Regions from separate parts of the Homo sapiens genome. Here regions 1, 3 and 4 are each linked to region 2. The links are chromatin loops, found by intact Hi-C in ENCODE. Cell type or tissue: dorsolateral prefrontal cortex. All regions are shown on one strand. Region 1 has its middle 9.4 kb from the start of LINC02681. Region 2 has its middle 18 kb from the start of POLL. Region 3 has its middle 14 kb from the start of LINC01514. Region 4 has its middle 15 kb from the start of LBX1.

What was found. Hi-C counts contacts between places; a loop is a spot of excess contacts. Peaks named below come from ENCODE experiments on the same cell type or tissue, not always from the same donor. Only the 100,000 strongest peaks of a DNase experiment are listed, where the experiment ranks them.
Region 1: a loop joins it to region 2, with 4 times the contacts of the local background. A loop is called at or near these places in 47 of 110 quality-filtered maps.
Region 3: it touches region 2 in a loop (5-fold over the local background); 40 of 110 quality-filtered maps call a loop at or near these places.
Region 4: it touches region 2 in a loop (10-fold over the local background); 102 of 110 quality-filtered maps call a loop at or near these places.

Annotation. Positions count from the first base shown.
Region 1 is chr10:101,270,422-101,275,421 of GRCh38, forward strand. No RefSeq gene overlaps it. Among named protein-coding and RNA genes, the nearest start is that of LINC02681, 9.4 kb to the left of the region's middle. In dorsolateral prefrontal cortex, a CTCF peak has its summit at 1,998 (motif pointing right); a DNase peak (open chromatin) is centred at 1,980; H3K27me3 peaks cover 824 bases.
Region 2 is chr10:101,568,076-101,573,075 of GRCh38, forward strand. No RefSeq gene overlaps it. Among named protein-coding and RNA genes, the nearest start is that of POLL, 18 kb to the right of the region's middle. RefSeq lists a silencer at 2,060-2,359. In dorsolateral prefrontal cortex, CTCF peaks have their summits at 2,304 (motif pointing left) and 2,504; DNase peaks (open chromatin) are centred at 2,316 and 2,718; H3K4me3 peaks cover 1,887 bases; H3K27ac peaks cover 287 bases; H3K27me3 peaks cover 2,045 bases.
Region 3 is chr10:101,159,757-101,164,756 of GRCh38, forward strand. No RefSeq gene overlaps it. Among named protein-coding and RNA genes, the nearest start is that of LINC01514, 14 kb to the right of the region's middle. In dorsolateral prefrontal cortex, CTCF peaks have their summits at 2,171 (motif pointing right) and 2,378; a DNase peak (open chromatin) is centred at 2,175; H3K4me3 peaks cover 392 bases; H3K27me3 peaks cover 4,329 bases.
Region 4 is chr10:101,211,784-101,216,783 of GRCh38, forward strand. No RefSeq gene overlaps it. Among named protein-coding and RNA genes, the nearest start is that of LBX1, 15 kb to the right of the region's middle. RefSeq lists enhancers at 2,925-2,994, 3,005-3,054, 4,905-5,000 and a silencer at 3,155-3,204. In dorsolateral prefrontal cortex, CTCF peaks have their summits at 2,028 (motif pointing right), 2,238, 3,104 (motif pointing right) and 3,307; DNase peaks (open chromatin) are centred at 2,028, 3,108 and 4,084; H3K4me3 peaks cover 1,843 bases; H3K27me3 peaks cover 5,000 bases.

The DNA of each region.
Region 1 (5,000 bases), 300 kb before region 2:
AGAACGAGTAGGATTTAAGTGAAGATAAAGACGAAATCAGAGTTCTTCCAGGCAAAGAAAATAACATGAAGGTCAAACTAACCAAGGTATGCTTAAGGGCTAATAAGTTTGCCTGGTGGAAGCAAAGGATAGTGATAGAAAATAAAGGAAATCACCGGGCATGGTGGCTAACACCTGTAAGGCCAAGGCGGGAGGATCACTTGAGCGTAGGAGCTTGAGACCAGCCTCGGTAACATAGTGAGACCCCATTTCTAAAAAATAAAAGAAAAGAAAATAATTTGGAAAATCTAAAAAATCTGAGGACTTTAGACTTAGTTGTGAGGGTATAGGGAGTCACGGAAAGTTCTTGAGCAGGTAAGTGACATGATGAAGGGACTCAGATCTTGAGCAGGTACCACTTGGTTTTTGGTGAAAATTTCCTCCTTGTCCAGCCTGAGACTGCTGACTAGTTCATTTATCTCTCAAATATTTATCAAAGGCTTCCCGTGTACCAGGCACTGCCCTGTGAATTCAGTGATGCACAAAAACATACTCCTCATCCTACAATCCTCTAGTGTGTGAGTCAGGCATTAAATGAAGTAACCACGCAAACATAAAATTCCAAGTGTCGATAAGTCCAACTAAAGAGGTGCTCCTGATGCCAGGAGTGCATATAGCAGTGGGGAGGCTTACCTGCCTTAGGAGTCAGGGCAAGGCTGTTCTGAGGAAGCCACAGCTGAGCTGATATTGAAAGGATAAGAGGCATTACATGGGTGAAGAGAAGAGGGAAAAGCATTTCAGACAGGGAAAGCGGCATGCCCCAAAGCCCTGTGGCCTGCAGAGGAAAGCTGGGGGAATCAGGAGCCCCAGGAGGGCAGGAGGGGATCAGGGAAAAGGTCATTGTGGCTGGGTATCAGGGAACATGGTGTGAAGAGAGGCTGGAGCCCCGCAGGCTCTAGGAAGGTTTGGGAGTTTATCCTAGAAGAGAGGTGCCATTGAAAGGGCTGTGACATGGTCAGTTCAGTGTTTATTTACATTTCGAGACAGCATCTTGCTCTGTTGCCCAGGCTGGAGTGCAGTGACCAGATCACAGCTTACTGTAACCTCTACTCCTGGGCTCGAGTGATCCTCCTATCTCAGCCTCCTGAGTAGCTGGGACTACAGGCATGTGCCACCATGCCTGGCTAATTTTTTACTTTTTGTAGAGACAGGGTCTCACTATGTTGCTCAGGCTAGTCTCAAATTCCTGGGCTCAATAATCCTCCTGCCTCAGCCTCCCAAAAAGTGTTGGGATTACAGGTGTGAGCCACTGTGCCTGGCCCAGATTATTGTTTAAAATAATAATAATAATAATCAGGGCCGGGCATGGTGGCTCACGCCTGTAATTCCAGCACTTTGAGAGGCCAAGGCGGGCGGATCACGAGGTTAAGAGATCAAAACCATCCTGGCCAACATGGTGAAACCCTGTCTCTACTAAAAATACAAAAATTAGCTGGGCATGCTGGTGCATGCCTGTAATCCCAGCTACTCGGGAGGCTGAGGCAGGAGAATCGCTGCAACCCGGGAGGTGGAGGTTGCAGTGAGCCGAGCGTGCCACTGCACTCCAGCTTGGTGACAGAGCAAGACTCAGTCAAAAAAAAAAAAAAAAATCAAACCTTCTGGTACATGTGAGGAAGGCAGGGTGACATGTATTCATGTCTCTCTCTCAGGCAGCCCCAGAACACTCCAGACGCTGGAGATTGGGAGGCTGATCTGAAGAGAGTGTGCAGGAGGCTGAGGTGGGCCTGCAGTGGCAGCAAAGAAAAGCAAAGGGGACAGGGTGACTGTGAGGATCGGACAGAGTATAAGCTGGGCAGGGGCCAGAAGGGACCCATATGACCGGGGAGGGGCACATGAAGAGGACACATGAGTAGGGTACTGCAAGCAGTGCGGGCAGAGGCTGGAGCCTGGAAGAGAAGGCAGGGCTGGAGTCACTCCCAGAGGCACAAAGCTGCGGCAGTAACTAAGTTTGCCCAGGAGAGGGCTCCACCTTGGCAAAATGGCTACGTCTGAATGACTCAAATGGTCTCTGAGGTCCCCTGGAGAAAAGATGTCCAAGGACGAGGCCTTGGGGAACTCCTGGCATGCTTGGAGGAAAAGGAGCCAGGGACAGTGGTTGAGGGCAAGCTGGAAGGGGATGGACCGAGCAAAGACACCAGGTTAGGAGCAGGAAGGGGACCAGGAAGAGCACAGAGCTGCAGTGACAGGGTTTGTAAGTGGGGACGGAGAAGGGACAGCCACCTGGGTGATTGGCAAGCCTGGAGGCTCCGCAAGTCCAACCCCCAAGTCTGCAGGGGGCAGACACCATGCTTTGTTTTCACCTTCTCCTGGGTATAACGGGCGAGACAGTGGTAGTAGAGGTTGGTGGAGGCCGGTGGGAGAACACTGACCAGGATGGTGGAACGAAGCTGACCTGAAAGTGAGGACCCCTCACTTGACCCCTACATCATCCCCCTTTTCTTTCTAAGCATCCCTGGGCTTTAGAAAAATAGGGAGACTGAGAAGAAAACTTCTCTCTAGAAGGAGCCAGACTTTAGGGGCTGGAGGGAGAAGAGAAGAGGAAACCTGAACAGGAACCCCATCGTGCTTTTCTTTTTTTTTCTTTTTTTTTTTTTGAGACAGAGTCTCACTCTGTCGCCCAGGTTGGAGTGCAGTGGCGAGATCTCGGCTCACTGCAAGCTCCGCCTTCCGGGTTCACGCCATTCTCCTGCCTCAGCGTCCCGAGTAGCTGGGACTACAGGCGCCCGCCACCACGCCCGGCTAATTTTTTGTATTTTTAGTAGAGACGGGGTTTCACCGTGTTAGCCAGGATGGTCTCGATCTCCTGACCTCGTGATCCGCCTGCCTCGGCCTCCCAAAGTGCTGGGATTACAGGCGTGAGCCACCACGCCTGGCCACCCATCGTGCTTTTCAACATTTGTAAGCAGGCGGGGAATAAGGTAAGCTTGTGGACTCCGAGGCTCGTGTGCGCAGGCGCACATGCATGCAGGTACCCACATAGACCTGTGCTGACTTGAACACCTGCACTCACTGATTCACACGCGCATCCTCTTGAACACATGCTCACACAGCCCTCATTCACATGCCTCTTCCCTTGCCACGCACACATACTCATACTGGCATCCCTCCTAAACACATGTTCCCTCTTACCCTGCCACTCCCCAACCACACACACACACCCAGGAGAATCCTAGGAAGCTGTTCACAATAGTCCTGGATCTCCAGGAATGTGTGTGATTACCCACGATGTGTGTGTATCTATGTAAGATGCAATTCAGAGGGGTGATGTGTGGGTGGGTGGGGATGGGGGATACCCCAAGATGCGATGTGTGTCTGTAAGGGGATGAATGTAGTAAAGTGTGCATTCATTCATTCCATCATTCACTCAACCAGGTTATGGAGGCGCCACCATGTCCCAAGCACTGCACTTGGTTAAACAGTGAACCACATAGACACTATCACTGCTCACAATCTAATGAGCTCCAGAGAAGACAGGCCCTGAGGACATAGCTGGGAAATGCCGTGAAGGGGGAATGCCATGTACTATGGGAGCTGGGAACAGGCAAAGTGACCCAGAGAATTTCCCAAGAACAGGGTGTGTACCTTAGTGAATGAGTATAGACACTGGTCTGGGGGGCGCCTCTGGGATGTGAGCTGCATGTCAGCAGGTTGGAAGGTATTTTGGTGGACATGAGGATTGGGAGGTATAGGGTGTGATATGTGCATGTGTGTACAGCTGTGTGTGCATGGGAAGGAGTGAGGTGTGTATCATTATCAGAATTATTGGAGCAAACAGGCTCTTTATTATGTGTATAATTTCCCTGCGTCCCATCGGTTCCCTCTGTGCAGGGGGAGTTGGAGTGGAACTAAACCAAATAGGGGATTTAGCAACTTCGAGAGGCTGTGGCAGAGCTTAAAGTGCTGCTGATAGATGGTGGTGGCAGGCATGGGAGAGAAGAGGTGTCACCAGCAGTGGAGAGGGAACAGAAGAGGGAATTTTGATTGGGCTGGGGGCAGGGACCGGTGTCCGGTGCCCACTTTCAGAGAGGAGGTCTGGGGACAAGTGCAGGAACTGGCCGTTCTCTGCAATAACCTGAGAGAAGAAAAGGGATGGGGAGAGGGAATGCCCAATACAGCTCAGTCCTGCCTGGGGCAGGGAGTTCGGGCCTGAGGGCGTGGCTGCACAGCCTCTCTTCTTTTAGGGGTCTCATATATGGACCCTTATATATGAGGTCCATATATTTCGTGCATCTCATATGTGGAAAATGGCCCTGAAGTTTAGTGGAAATAAGTCATCTCAGTGTTGAGTTCAAATCTCAGCTCTGCAGTAGGACCTTGGGCAAGTTACTTCTCAGAGTAGTGCAATAATTGGAGTAATAATATTTACTTTGCAGGGTTGTGGTGATCAGTAGTAACATATAAAAACTTTGGCACCTTGGAAGCACTCAATGAATGATGATGTTTTATTAAAGATATTGGATCTACTTTGGGAGGCTGAGACAGGCAGATTGCCGGAGTCCAGGAGTTCAAGACCAGCCTGGGCAACATGGTAAAACCCTGTCTCTACAAAATAATAATAATAATAATAATAATAATAATTATAGGCCAGGCATGGTGGCTCACACCTGTAATCCCAACACTTTGGGAGGCCGAGGCAGGTGGATCACTTAAGGTCAGGAGTTCGAGACTAGCCTGACCAACATGGTGAAACTCCAACTCTACTAAAAATTACAAAATTAGCTGGGCATGGTGGTGGGTGCCTGTAATCCCAGCTACTTGGGAGGCTGAGGCAGGGGAATCACTTGAATCGCAGAGGCGGAGGTTACAGCGAGCCAAGATTGCACCATTGCACTCCTGCCGGAGCAACAAGAGTGAAACTCCATCTCAATAATAATAATACATAAATTAGCCGGGCATGGTGGTGTGCGCCTGTAGTCTGTTACTCAGGAGGCTGAGGTGGGAGGGTCGCTTGAGCCCTGGAG
Region 2 (5,000 bases):
GAGCTGGTGAGTTTGATTTGGGACGGGGGGTATGTGAGAGGCTGGAAGTGGAATGGGGGTTGAGGAGACAGGGGAAGATTCCATGTCTCCGTCCACAAAGTGAGAATTGCTGCCTCGCATCTGCCAGCGCCCAAGTCCACTTCTATTCTGCAGTGAGTCCGCGCCCCACCAGAGCCCTCAGACATACCTATCCTGTGCGCGCGCCCCTTGCTAGAATACAGCACTCGCAAGCTCCCAGTGTTGCCCCTACATTCTCAGGGCCTGACACATGGTAGCCACTCAGTACCTGTTTGTTGAATGAATAACTGTATTCATGAATACATGTGCACATATGAATCCACATACATACTCACGGGGCATCCATTGTCCCCACCACGAAGGGTACCTGCACGACCGAATATCTTCCCCTATCCCACTGTCACTGCCCCACACTTCCTCCAAGACTTTTCTGTTACCCTGTGTCTAACCTGGGGGCGGAATGCCCTTGCCTCAGTGGCCCTCTCATTGGGTGTCTCCTTTGCAGGCAGAGTTGGGCAGGAGTTAAGGAGGAGCAGAGAGCGGGAGAAGGCCAGGACCCGGGGGAAGGTGGGACAGAATAGAGGCTATGACTGAATTCCAGTCTCAGCTCCTCCCTGGCTTCTCTCAGCTCAAACTTCTTCATCTGCAAAATGGGGATGGCAGGCAGAAAGGCATTCACACGGACACCTGGCTGCTGACACCGAGATAGAGTAAATCGAGGCAGGCTTTGAGAAGGCTGCTTCCCTACCCCCAACTCTGGGTTCCCTGCGGTGTTGAAAGTGGATGAGGGGCCCAGGGGATGACCCAGGTGATCTCAAACAAGGGGAGGGAGGCTGGCACTCCTGAGAGGAGGAGTGGTCCACTCCCAGTAGAAACCAGATGATACAGGAACTGAGACCCCAGCCAGTGCCTTGTACAACCCACATACAAGCAGGCACAGAAATGAGGTGGCCCCCAAAGACTACAGTAAACACTCTGACCTCAGGTAGCTTGGGGTGGGAGGAGGCAGAGGACACCAGAGAGAGGGGCCTGGGGAGGGAGCCCGGTGGAGGGGGGTGGGGGGCACCAGGGTTCCTCTGCCAGGGTACCCTGCCTTCCAACGGCAAGGACTGCTCCCTCCCCCCTCAATCAATGCTGGCTTCCCAATATGAGAATGGAAAAGGCGTGTGTTCCCAGGAACCCCCACCACCCCCACCTGTCTCCTTCACCTTCCTGTGACCCATTTTGGGTCTCTCCAATGTGTTCTGGTCACGCCTCTACCCCAACCCCCACCCCCATTGCAGCGGTGTTAACCATCACCTCTCAGACCTGTCAGGAGGTCCTTGGGAAGCCCCCAGCAAGGGGACTGCAGTGAAAGGCACCAGGATGAGAGGGGAGATGCCGGCAGGCAGGGGATGGGCCGGCTAATGGGCCTCGTCCCTCCTCCCCTCACCAGTTCACTTCTTCTGTAGCGTTATTGACCTGTCATTAGTTATCCGTCCAAGGTCGACGGGCCTGGCCCAGCCATAAATCACGGCGGCTGGAGGTGGGCTACAGGCGGAGCGATGGTCCCTGGGATGCAGTCCAGAGCTCAGCCCCCAGCTCAGCCCGGGAGGAGGCGCAGACGGCCTCAGCAAGTCTCGGAAGAGCTTCCCCGGGGGAGCTGGGCCCGCTTTCGTGTCCACGCATCCCGGCCCTCCTCCGCGAACCTTCTCAACTTCCCCACGGTGCTCCAGGCAGCCCCTCCCTCCGTCTCTCACGCCTTTCTCCTCTCCCCATCTCTTTCTTCTCTCAGGCTCTGCCTTCAAGGTGGGCGGGGAAAGAGGGATGGGGTGGGGACCTGGGGAGGTGCTGGTTCCCGCCCACTCGGTGTTCTCACCCCACCTGATCTCCCAGTTTAGAACATCCAGGATCAAGGACAGAACACACCCACGGGGAAACTGAGGCACAGAGCCCTGACCAGGGTTGAGTGTGGGGAATGGGGTCCCACCGGATTCAGCACCAAAGTCACCAGTCCCAGCTCCGCTGTCTCAGCTCCCGGCGGGGTGACGGGGAGGCTCTACCCCCTTCGAAGGGCACGCCAGGCCCCTTCGGGCCGCCTCCTGCAGAGAGGAGCGGGGGCTCGCGCTGCAGCAGCGCAGTGGGGACCCTTCCGCCCCACCCCACTCCACCCCACTCCACTCTCACGCCCGAGATCGGAGAGAAGCCCGGCCGCGGGTTTCTTGCCCCGCACCCACCGCACCCTCAACCACACCCCACCCAGGCCTTCCGCGCGGCCGGACCTCTTCGCCGGTCCTCGCGCGCCCTCTGCTGGCGGCTTCCAGGAAGCGCGCCCGTGGCCCCCAATACCCGCCCCGCCCCCAGCCAGGCCCCGCAGCCCGGCAGGCCCCGCACCCGTCCCCAAGGACGCCCCACGGAGCACTCCCCATCCCGCCATCCCCGTTTCAGTGCGGCCGCTCCCATTTCGGATCCCAGAGGCCCGTTTGTTCCCAGAGGGTGGAGGGTGTTAGGATCAGGAAGGCAGAGCCTGAAGCTAGAGTGGCGAGTGAGGCTCCTCCCTGCGGAGCCCGAGGGGCATCTGCAGCCCGAATTTATTCTTCGCAGGGAGGTAGAGAGGGGACATCTCCTTGCAGACCGCCCCTCCGCTTGGTGGTCCTGAGGCTCCCGTGGGCACAAGGTAAGGGAGAGCCAAGGAGGCCCTCAGGTGGGTGGACCCTGGTTCTCAGAGTCTCTGAGGTGGGAAGCTGGCGCTCAGGACTGTTGCCAGCAGGAAGGGGAAGAGCATGGCCTCTGGGTTCTCCTCTGGGGCCACGCCCGAGGGCCCTCGGCTCCCTCCCCGTTAGGCAGCTCGGGAGGAAGGGGAACAGGCCGGGGGATGATCCCCTTACAAGGTGCTGTCTGGCTGACAGGTAGGGAGGGTAGCTCGACCAGAGGCTATGCTCAAACTGGCCCCAAAGTGCTCCACAGAATGCTGGGTCCAAGGTCAGGATGATGAGGGAGGATTCCTCAGCGGACGCCTGGAGCTGTGGGGAGGCGACGTCTCAGGCCAGGCGAGGCCCCCATCAGGCCCTGAGGTGGAGTTGGCATGGGGACAAGTGAGGCATGTGTGGGCTGTGGGGCCGGACCGGGTGTGTGCAGGGACATGAGGCCAAGGGCTGAGGGGAAAGGGTCAGGTGTGTGCAGGCCCGCTGGGGCCATGGGGGACAGGGCAGACACGTAGGGATGTCTGTGAGCTACAGAGCCCGGACCCCTGCCTCCAGCAGGGCTGTAGCTTAGGAGTGCTCAGGCATTGGAGCCCTCGACACCACTAATTCCCAAATGGAGGTGGAGAGGTCAGGAGACCCCACCTCAGGGCAAGCGGGCGACTGCTGATTCCAAACCCCAGGCTTCAGGGCCGGGGACTGTGTCCTTCAACATCAGCACAGGAACCCTCCACAGACTGAAAAGCTCAGGCTCCTTGCTTCAGATAAGGGGGAAGGAGGGAAAGAGGTTAGGACAGAAAGCCCAGTTACATTTGGGATGGATCGAACCAGTCCCAGAGAGGAGCCAGGAAAACCAGCTGGGCTTCCCAGGTCACACAGATCTGAGCTGAAACCCAGCTCTGTTCTTCATATGGTGTGTGACTTAGAACTAGTAAATGAACCTCTCTGGGCCTCACTTTCATCATCTGCAAAATGGGGATAATACAACTATCAGAGGGCTGTTGGGAAGCCTACATGATATAATCCATGTGCAGAATGGGTTAAGGGTGGACTGGCCAGGCTCAGGAGTCAATAAATGACGGTGAAACTCTGCTGAAACAAACCAGAAATAGGGTACAGCTAACTCCTCACTGGAGGCTCCTTTCATAACCTGAAAAATGTGCCTTGGTCTTCTCCAACCTCCATAGAAGCTGTTGCCTTCTATCTAGTAGGAATCAAAAACATCTTTGGCCGGGTGCGGTGGCTCACGCCTGTAATCCCAGCACTTTGGGAGGCCGAGGCGGGCAGATCATGAGGTCAGGAGTTCGAGACCAGCCTGACCAACATGGTGAAACCCTGTCTCTACTAAAAATACAAAAATTAGCTGGGCATGGTGGCATGCACCTGTAATCCCAGCTACACAGGAGGCTGAGGCAGGAGAATCGCTTGAACCCGGGAGATGGAGGTTGTAGTCAGCTGAGATCGCGCCATTGCACACTCCAGCCTGGGCAACAAGAGCGAAACGCCATCTCAAAACAAACAAACAAAAAACATCTTTTACTGGCACCAATCCAGGCACCATGAATATATACATTTGAAAAACTCTGGTTTGGGAGGAGGAAGGGAACTCTGGTTTGAAAGGGCATCAGATTAGCCTGCCTGGAGTGCCCACAACCTAGAAGGCTCTACCTGAGCCAATGCCACAGAAACTCCTCTTGTCAAGGACCCACTCCTGTGAGAGGGAAGCTCACTGCTTACCACGCAGGGGCCCAGACTCCACCTGGGCAAGAGTCACAAATGTAAATGCTTACAGGGTTCGGTCCCAGTTACAGCAGTAGGGAGTGGTGAGGACTTTGGGTCCAGTCAGTTACTACCATGTGGGAATATAGGGGAAGGATGGCATTAGGACAGAGCACCCAGCCCTCTCCCAACTTCATCCCCTGCCCACCTCCTAGGAGCTTCCTAAGACACCCTTCCCCTAGGCCCTATGAGTCTGTTTCCTACTGCTGCATAACAGATTATCACAAACTCTGCCCCTTAAACCAACACCAACTTATGATCTCACAGTGCTGTAGGTCAGCAGTCTGAGCAGGCTCAGCCCAGTTCTCTGCTTAGGGTCCCACAAGGCTGAAATCCAGGTGTTGCCAGCCTGGGCTCTTCGCTGGTGGCTCTGGGAAAGGCTGCATCCACACACATTCTTGTTGCTGGTGGAATTCAGTTCCTTGTGGCTGTAGGACTGTTTCCCTGCTGGCTGTCAGCCAGGGCTGCTTTTCAAGGATGCTCTCTGGCCTTTCTCCTGCTTCAAATCTCTCTGACTGCCCT
Region 3 (5,000 bases), 410 kb before region 2:
TGAACGGGCCTTCCAGAAGCTACCCAAGAGGACGCTGACAGGACAGAAGATGGCTGCACAGAGCAAGAGACGGGGAGGGCACAGGGCAGTATGAAGAACAGCGTGGTCTATGTGAGTCCCAGCACCCAAGGTCAGAGCCCTTCCCTGGGCCCACTCTCCATCTCTGCCAAGTGCACACTCCTGCAGGGAGGGGCTGTGCTATTCATCTCTGTGTCCTCAGAGCCTGCATCTACGAATGGGCAAAAAAATGAGCAAACCAACAAGGTTTAGCACATACGAGGCTTTGGTCCAGATATACATGCATGTGTGTCAAAGGACCTGTGTAAAAACATATTCATTTGGAGCATTCGTTGTAAAGATTAGAAACAACTTAATATTTATAAAGATATTTGCCAAGATTGGAAACAATTTAAATGTCTATGAGTAGAGGACTGGGAAAATTCATGAAGATAAATCCATCAGTGTGATCGTGTGCAGCCATGAAAAGGATGAGTCCACACTGATGTGAACAAACTCTGAGATACTGTTGATGTGCTGGCAATGTGGCTCATGCCTGTGTTGATGCTTCCAACACTTTGGGAGGCTGAGGCAGGAGGATAGCTTGAGCCCAGGAGTTCAAGACCAGCCTGGGCAACTTGGTAAACCACTGTCTCTACAAAAAATACAAAAACTAAATGGGCATGGTGGTGCACACCTGTAATCCCAGCTACTCAGGAGGTTGAGGTGGGAGGATCACCTGAGCCCGGGAGTTGTCGAGGCTGAAGTGAGCTGTGATTGTGCCTCTGCACTCCTGCCTGGGCAACAGAGTGAGGCTCTGTCTCGAAAAAAAAAAAAAAAAAAAAAAAAGAATGAGATGCAGAACAGGGTGTGTTGGTATGTTGGTGGGGGGAGAATATGTATGTCTGTTTGTATAGAATATCTCTGCAGGGACACCCAAGAAAATGACGGCATTTTCTGGGAGGAAAATAGGGTGCCTAAGAGAGGGGGTGGAAGGAAGGCTTACTCATTACTGTTTTGAATGGCTTGAATTTTGAATTGCATGAATATATTATTTATTCAAAAAAGCTTAAGAGCACACATTTGGAACTGCAGACTTGGACTGCCATCCCAGCCCTGCCACATCCATCTTCCTCTGTAACGATGACTGCTGGACGTCTTCCCAGCGCCCTGAGAGGATGCAGAAGTTGCTTCTGTAGCACTTGGGGAGCTGGAGTTTTGTTGGTACTGCTGCCATCTCCACCAGATGATGAATGGGGAGAAACCTCTGGCTGGGAGAGGCCAAGGTCACTCATTAAAACCTCACAGAAGGTAACACACTGAGAGACAGACAGTGTGACCCCTGACCCCACTGACGTTGGCCCCAAGTCAGCCAGCAGGTTCACACACCCTCTCAGGGTTCACTTGCTGGGTGATGTTATCCAATGGACCCTCTTTCCTGACTTCAGTGACCACACCCAAGACCTGCAGGGACTCCAGACAGTTATGTCATAAAATTCACCACACAGGGCACAGAATTCCCCCATGTTTCCACTCTCTCTATATCTTACCAGTAAGGGAAGGGCAGAAATATGAAGGAATATAACCTGTAGTCATTTGGTATTTTCCAAGGGAAACTGCTTGTGATTGTGAGGTTAGTGATCTTTGCAGACATTCTCTCTAAAGTGAGTGTAGCCTTGGGCAATGCATGCTCTGGGCTATTCATTTAGGTGCCCCTGTAACCAAGCTCTGCATGCAGGAATGCTCTCTCATTCATCATTTATTCATTTGACAAACATTCATTCAGCCCCTTCTCTCTGCTAGGTATGTAAAGGAGAGCCAAGCTGCCTGAAGAAACGAGGGTCCATAGGTGAAGACAATTAAATAAACTCATCAGACTAAAGTGCAACACGTGCTGGAGAGACAGCCAACCTTTGTAGAAGTGCAAAGCACTTGACCCAGGGGCTGGGGTCAGCGGGACGTCTGGGAGGAAGTAAGCTAGCTTCAGCTAGCACCTGACAGTGGAGAGTGGAAGGCAAGCGCCGGTGAAAAGGAGCTGTTGTGAAGGTGGGATGTAAATGGCTTAGCCAGGGCCCAACACATTGTGTGTGCTCCATCGGTTCCCAGTGTTCAGAGGAAGGAATTCCCCCAGATGCCTGAGTTCAGGGCTGCTATCACCCTGAATGGCCACAAGGGGGAGCTCGTGCCCTGTAATTGTGTGTTTCAGCGCCTGTGCCGTGTGCCGCAAGGTACCAGTTGTTTCCACTAAAGATCGGTTACTTGCATCTTACAAAGTTGTTAGGAAGCGTCTCCCGGACATTTGCAGCCCCTGCTAAGCGTAGTGTGTTCCAGAGCCTAAGTGGCTCTGATAGCCTTGTCCTAGTGTTTTCTCGTAAAGCCGAGGATTCTTTCCTCTAAATTCTCGGGAATAGAGCCAATTACCCAAGTAGCCACCGATCATGTCCTTTTAATCCTTCCTGGTTCTTCCCATTCCTTCTGGGCATCCACAGGGCCCATCCCCTAGAGCAGCACCAATGGGGTTGGAGCACTGGCTACTGACACGTCTGGACCCTCCAGGCCAGAAAGGCTTCATTTCTCTGCACTTGCTAACCCCCAGCCAAGCCCCTAGTCCTTTCCAAGATGGGATAAAGGGGCATTCTCCCTCAAATGTCTTTCCTGAGTTAGGAATGTGCTCTTGTCATTTTGAACCCCATGATCTCTGCCCCAGTGGCTTCCAGAAAGGATCTGATGGCCACGTGCTTTGGAGTGAGACAGACCTTTTGTCCCGTCCTCACTCTGTTGTTGACCTTGTGTAAGCCACATAACCTCCATGGCTGTCATCCATGAAATATAAAGATTAAAAGATCTACCATCTTACTTGATGGGATGGTTGAAAGGACCAGTGTCCCAGGAAAAAAAAAAATACTCACAAACGACCTTATTCCTTTCCTCCCCTCACCCATGGAAGATCTTTAAGTGCATACTGAGGCTGACATACAGGTAACTCCGAAAAGGAGAGGGATCTGTTTCCTGACAGATGGCTTCAAGCCAAAGAGATAAACCTGGGTTCAGGCAGGGCTGGCAGGAAGTCAGGCACTCCCTTTCTAACTCTCTCCCTAGAGGAGTCTGGCTGAGGTTGAGAACTGACAAGGTCAGAAAAGGGACAGGGGAGGGATTTCCAGTGGGGAAGCACAGACATTGGAGGGCTTCTCCAGTCATTTACTGGGTCACCATCTGCCCCCTCAAGGAAGCAGGATCAAGACCTCCCGTGTGCCCAGCTCCGTACATGGCAGATAGAGGGCAGCCTCCTGGGCCAAGAGTGACCAGGGCCTTCATCTTCTTGGCATGGGTTCCATCAGGAACACGTTACAACCAACTGATGATTTATCCACCTTTAGAAGGGGACTGAGGCCATCCCAAAGGTGCCCTATATGAACTGCAGTTTGCCCCTCAGTAAAAATTACTTCACTGAGTTGCAAGCAGTGCATGGTGGCACACACCTGTAGTCTCGGCTACTAGGGAGGCTGAGGCGGGACGGTCACTTGAGCCCAGAAGATCAAGTCCAGCATGGGCAACATGGTAAGATCCCTTCTCAAAAATAAAAAATAAATTAAAATTTTTAAAAAATGAATATTTTCATTATCAGACAGATCAAGAAACAGAACATCAAAGTTGTAGTGAGCTATGATAATGCTACTGCACTGCAGCCTGGGTGACAGAGTGAGACCCTGTTTAGAAAGAGAGCGAGAGGAAGGAAGGAAGGGAGGGAGGAAGGGAGGGAGGAAGGAAGGGAGGGAGGGAGAGAGGAAGGAAGGAAGGGAGGGAGGAAGGAAGGGAGGGAGGGAGGAAGGAAGGAAGGGAGGGAGGGAGGGAGGGAGGGAAGGAAAACATTATCTGCACCCCAGGATCTCTCTGTATATCCCTTCCCCATCAGCCCCTCCTTTCTCCCTACATACAATTATGATCTTCACTTATGGTGAAGTTTTCCTTGTTTTTCTTTATAGTTTTACTCTTTGCGGAAGCATTCTTTTTGAATATAGTGTGTTTGTATGTTTTCAAAATTCCTACAAGAGGAATTATACTACATATATTCTTTTATGACTTCCTCCTTTCCTTTGACATTGTGGGATGATTTTATTTTTTTTATTGTGGAAAATTAGACACCACATAAGCTTACCATGTGAACCTTTTTTCTCCCAGCTTTACTGAGGAATAATTGACAAATAAAAATTGTATATGTTTAAGGTGTACAACTTGAAGTTTTGATATATGTATATGTCAACTGAAGAATGAAGAGGTTCAGACATTTGGAAAGGAGTGCTTTATTTCTCATAGAGCATTGCAGCCTGCCAGCCGTTCTGACAGGCTGGGAAGTGTAGCCTCTGGCCAGAAGCCAGAAACAGGCACTTCAAGGGTCAAGGATGGGAAGAATAAGACAAGAATTTATGCTGAGTAGGGTGGCCAAATATACATATTCAATAAGCTCTGGGAGGAGTCATGAATATTTACGAAAAGAGAAACATGTGCATGTGCAATTGAGCTTCATGGATCCCATGTTCAAAAAAACCGGCATGATCCCAGGGTGGAGTTTCAGCTCTCTGATGTCAAAAGATGAAGCAGAGGACATGAAAACCCTCACTGTTTCCTCCGCAGACTGGCCAGAACCACTCTGTGGTCAGTGGTCTCTGATCAGGAAGGGATATTGGTTGGTTATTGTGTCAGACCACAGAAAGTGAGGGGCAGCGTCAGGCAGTTAGTTGATATCAGCTGGCGGAGTCTTCCAAACAGGCTGGTTTCTGTTTAACCCTTAAGGAAGAAAACCTAATGCTGATTAGTGAGGGAAGGGGTGTAACAAAGTGTATCTGACCTCCCCGCCTCTCATGAAAAGGAACTCAGTTTTTAAGCTTTCTCTGGGGTCCCCTTGGCCAACAGGGGGTTGGCCAAGAGGAGGTCTGCAGGATTTCATTTCTATTTCTCATATACATTGTAAAATAATCACCACAATCAAGTTTATTAACATATCT
Region 4 (5,000 bases), 360 kb before region 2:
CATCCTGGGGGAAGGGAAGAGGGACACGAGGTATCCTGGCTCTAGTGCAGTGACTCCAGGGACCCCAAGATGTCCATTCTGGGAGGACACTCTGCCAGGGAAAACTACTTAAGACCCCAAGAGAAAAAGGATGGAAACAGATGGAAGGGGGACAGAGGATCTCCTTCACCTCTTTCCCCACCTAAGGCTTGGGGCTCAGGATTCTCATTTTCCTGCTACTTACAGTAAGTGGAAATTCCCAATACTTGTGGCTAATCTGTGTCTAGGGGGGATTCCCGCTCTCTGGACATGGCAGGTGGGCAAGAGGGGATTGGGGACAGAGTTCTGGGAGACTTATAAACAATCACAGAGCATTGCCTCGAATGAAAGGCTGTCACCAGATCTCAGGTCGCAAGGGACTTTTGAAGCCCAGTACCCCTCCTGTCACACAGTAAGACACAGTACTCCCCTTTCTCTAAGGACAGTCTCAAAATCGAGGACAAAGACCTAAAGCGACCTTAACAGACTGCCTCCTCCCACACCTGCCCAGGGGTTCTTCCCACTCTGATCCTTGCTTCTCCTAAACGTTCAGGGCTGGAGAAGGTCCTGCAGTTGGGTGGGAGCAGGTCTCAGGAGTGGGTCTTGGGTGAGTGTGGCTCTGCAGGGTCAGGAGTTCAGTGTCAAGACATGGTGGCAGCCTGAGCCTGTGTAAGGGAGTGTTTGGTGCACCACAGAGTCAGTACATGTGTATGTCAGGCATGTGAGGGCCCTCATGGGGCATAGAACTTCCTGCTGCACTCACTACCTATTAGGTTTTCTGCCAGGATGTCACCAGAAGCTCAGGGATCTCTGGCCCTTCTAGAAGTGCCAGGCAGGGCTGTCGCCACCTCTTACCACTTTTTATCTACTCTGAACAATTCGCGCAAGACCCATGGACTGAGCCTGGGTTGGCACTCACTCTTCCCCTGACCTTTCCATCTGCAGTGTGCTAGCTGGGGAACGTGGCCCGTCCGTCAGGCCTGATGATCACACTGTAGAGAAAGAAATTTATTTTTATTTATGCATTGTTACATTTATTTATTTATTTATTTATTTAGAGACAGCATCTTACGCCGTCACCCAGGCTGGAGTGCAGTGGCGTGATCTCGGCTCACTGCAACCTTTGCCTCCCAGATTTGAGTGATCTTCCTGCCTCAGCCTCCAGAGGAGCTGGGACTACAGGCATGCGCCACCACACCCAGCTAATTTTCGTATTTTTAGTAGAGGCAATTTCTCCTTGTTAGCCAGGCTGGTCTCGAACTCCTGACCTCAGGTGATCTGCCGGTCTCAGCCTCTCAAAGTGCTGGGATTACAAGCATGAGCCACTGTGCCTGGCCTATGTATTTATTTTTTTGAGACGGAGTTTTGCTCTTGTCACGCAGGCTGGAGTGCAATGGCATGATCTCAGCTCACTGCAACCTCTGCCTTCCTGATTCAAGTGATTCTCCTGCCTCAGCCTCCCGAGGAGCTGGAATTACAGGCGCCCACCACCACGTCCGGCTAATTTTTGTATTTTTAGTAGAGACAGGGTTTCACCATTTTGGCCAGGCTGGTCTCGAACTCCTGACCTCAGGTGATCCACCCTCCTCGGCCTCCCAAAGTGCTGGGATTACAAGCATAAGCCACCGCGACCGGCAATTTCTGCATTGTTACTTTTAAGTGACAAGTAAACATTGTATATATTTATGCTGTGAAATATGATGTATATACTGTGGTGCAGGGGAAGAAATTTCTAACCTCCCAGGTATCCTATCAGCTGGGAGGAAGCTGACCCCACAGCAGGAGGGAAAGAGGTAAGATTAGCACAGAACTCACAGTGCGGGTGGAACTCAGCAACACTGAGTCTCCCTTCCCTGTGCAATCCCATGAAGATCGGAGGAACCCTTGTGCGCCTTTGGGAAAGGGACTTCCTCCCTATAGGCAGGAGGGTAGCTGAGATGACCGCGAGCCAGTTAGAGGAATTTCGCTGCCTCCAGCCCCGCAGCCCGCCGCAGTGCCAAATAACAGACGGCAGAGGGCGCTCCTACCTAACCTTTCCCATGCCGCGGAGGGTGCGAGGACCGGAACTTTGCGAGCCGAGAAAGTTCTGATTTTTTTCCGCAGTGTTCTGATCTTTGCCCGCAGTGTACCGGGGATTGAGCTGGGGGCCGGGCTCGGGTAGGAATAGGGATGAGAGGGGCTCATAAGTAGACCCCCCCCCCTTTTTTTTTTGAGACGGAGTGTCACTCTGCCGCCAGGCTGGAATGCAGTGTGGCGCGATCTCGGCTCACTGCAACCTCTGCCTCCTGGGATTACAGGCGTGAGCCACCGCACACGGCCAGAGAACCCCCCCTTTTTTTTTTTGCTCCCCGCCAGCAGAGACATGGGGTGGTCCCTTCCTCAACCCCACGCCAAACCCAAACCCTGAAACAGTGTCCCGCACATCTGCCGGGTCCAAGTGAGAGTCCCCTAGCCACACCCCTGCAATTCCTTGCGGCCCTCTACTAAAGGCTCCGTTCCAAGAAGTGAGGGTGAGAGGTCGGGCGCGGTAGCTCACACCTGTAATGCGGCAGCTTTGGGAGGCCGTGAGTTATGATCATGTCACTGGACTCCAGCCTGAGTCAGAGTGACAGACAGAGACCCCTGTCTCTATTTTTAAAAAGAAGTCCGGGCACGGTGGCTCACGCCCGTAATCCCAGCATTTTGGGAGGCCGAGGTGGGAGGATCGCTTGAGCCCAGGAGTTCAAGACCAGCCTGAGCTATATAGTGAGACCTCGTCTATACTAAAAGTTAAAAAAAAATAGCCAAGCGTAGTGGTGCGCGTCTGAGTAGTACCAGCTACTCAGGAGGCTGAGATGGGAGGATCGCTTGAGCCTGGGAGGTGGAGACTGCAGTGAGCCGAAATAGCGCCATTGCACTCCAGTCTGGGCGATACAGTCTCAATAATAGTAATAATAATAATAATAATAAAGTGGGGGTGAAGCGTGTTCACTCAGGAGCTTGTAGTTTGGGAGTGGGACCGCGTCAGGATGGCTATCCGGGCTCCGGATGGGTGGGGAAAGGGGTGGCTTAAGGGCGGGCACTGCTGCTGAGCGTCAAGTACCGCTAGGTGGCGCTCGAAGCCCGCGTCACAGAGAAGCGGGGCCTTTCGAACACCTGTGCTCAAGAGGGGGCGGGCTTGGAGACCCGAGAGGGCTGCAGGAAGAAAGAGCCTGGACCCTAGGATCCTCCCTGAAACAGCGGGATGGCCTGGGTACATGGGGCCATTGGGCAGCCATCGTTCTCCGGAGGCTTAAAAGGGGCGAGGTGAAGAGGGGGGCAAAAGCGTGGCAGGCGCTGCGAGGGAGAGAGGAGGCATCCCCCGGCCTTCCCCAGGACCTGGAGGGGTGGGAGACTGTCGTCGGCACACCTGCCTCTCTGAATTTATGGATTCCGTTCTGAGGCTGCTAGGAGAAGAATTCGGGGTCTTAGAGGCCACATTTGGCCCAGGAGTCAAACATACAAGGGCACGCTCATCTGTTTTTCTCCCAGGATACGCGGGTCTGTGTATGAGCAGCTGCTCTGAGCTTGCGACTGGGAGGGCAGAGGGTGTAGACTCCCGCGTCCCGGGGCTCCCTTCCTCGCTCTTCCTTCGGACACCCACAGCAGCTGCTCCTGGGGAATCTGCCCCCAAGTTTCGAGGAACTGCCCCCCAGCGCCCAGGAGGAAAGGGGAATGGGGCTGTAAACGTGTCTAATTCAGACCCGTTATCCAGATCGGAATTAGTTTCTCGCGGACACCTCCGCGCCGCGGGCCATTCTCTGCCTGGGGCCTTTCTTGGACCGATCCATAGGGCCTCGACTGGCTTCCACGGCGCTTGCAAATTAGAGACTCTGATGCCTCAAATTTGTGGGGTCCTGCCTCCAGCTCATCCCCCTCTCCCGAGGCTTGGCCTAAAGGCACCATCCCTGCCACTCCTCACCCCCTGAATTCAGTCGGGGGCCTGTGTGGAGGGAAAGGAAAACCTGGAGAGACCAAGTGGCTGCACTGCCACCGCGCAGGCATGGATCCTGCCTGGCCGCCGTCTGGGAACTCGAGATCCGAGGAGGGGCAAAAGCCGCCGGCGCCGGGGTCAGGCCTGGTGGACCCGAGCTCCTTGGTGAGACCTGGACCCACCGTCTTCTCCTTCAAAAGCACAGGGTGGCAGCGGGGAAAGGATACGTTCCCATTGAAGGGGCGATGGAAAACTGGAATCAGAGACTGAAGGAGGCGGGGCATGGGACCCCGGAAGATGCCTCCCAGACGTTCCAGGCCTGCTTGCCCGGCTCCGGAGGTCTTAGCAGCATCCTCGGAGGTTGCCAAACACCTGGGAAGGGGGTAGGTGGAGCTTGAAAGGACTCTGGGTCTCTCTTTGGGAATGCAAAGTCCCCTCAACTCTCCTGGCCCTCCCATCCGCCCCCCACCCGCGCCAGCGTGTGGTAGCCCCGAGCCTAGCACGCTGAGATGTGGGAAGGTGTGGGTCTGCCCAGTGGGTGGCCCCGACAGAACGAATCCGAGGTCCTGGGAGGAATTGGGAGACGTGAAGAGTTGGGTATCTGCCGCCCCAAGGTGGGGCCATCCGCTTGGCAGTTTCGGCTCTGCGGGCGGCGCGGCCTCGCGCGGAATCTAGCCAGCCCCTGAGAGTCCCCGCCCCCTCCCCGAGGCCCAAGGTATTAGTGCTGCTTGATCAGACCTCATTTCCTGCGAAAATGGAAACATATCCAGGGTCCTTAATAAAGTGAATGACGAGGCTTCGGTGTAATTGGGCTTCCGTTTGGTGGCTATTTCCTTAAACTGAGAGTGGAAAAAAATGTAAACTCACAGCGCTCAGATGTAATTATATGATTATCAAAAGGAGTGCAGGATGGATTAGCCGAGCAACGACCTAGAGTCTGAGAAACGGGCAGGCACAAACGCTTACTCAGACCAAGGGACCCAGAAGTCCCGGACTTCCACACCAGCCCCGCATCCAAGCGCGCGCCTTT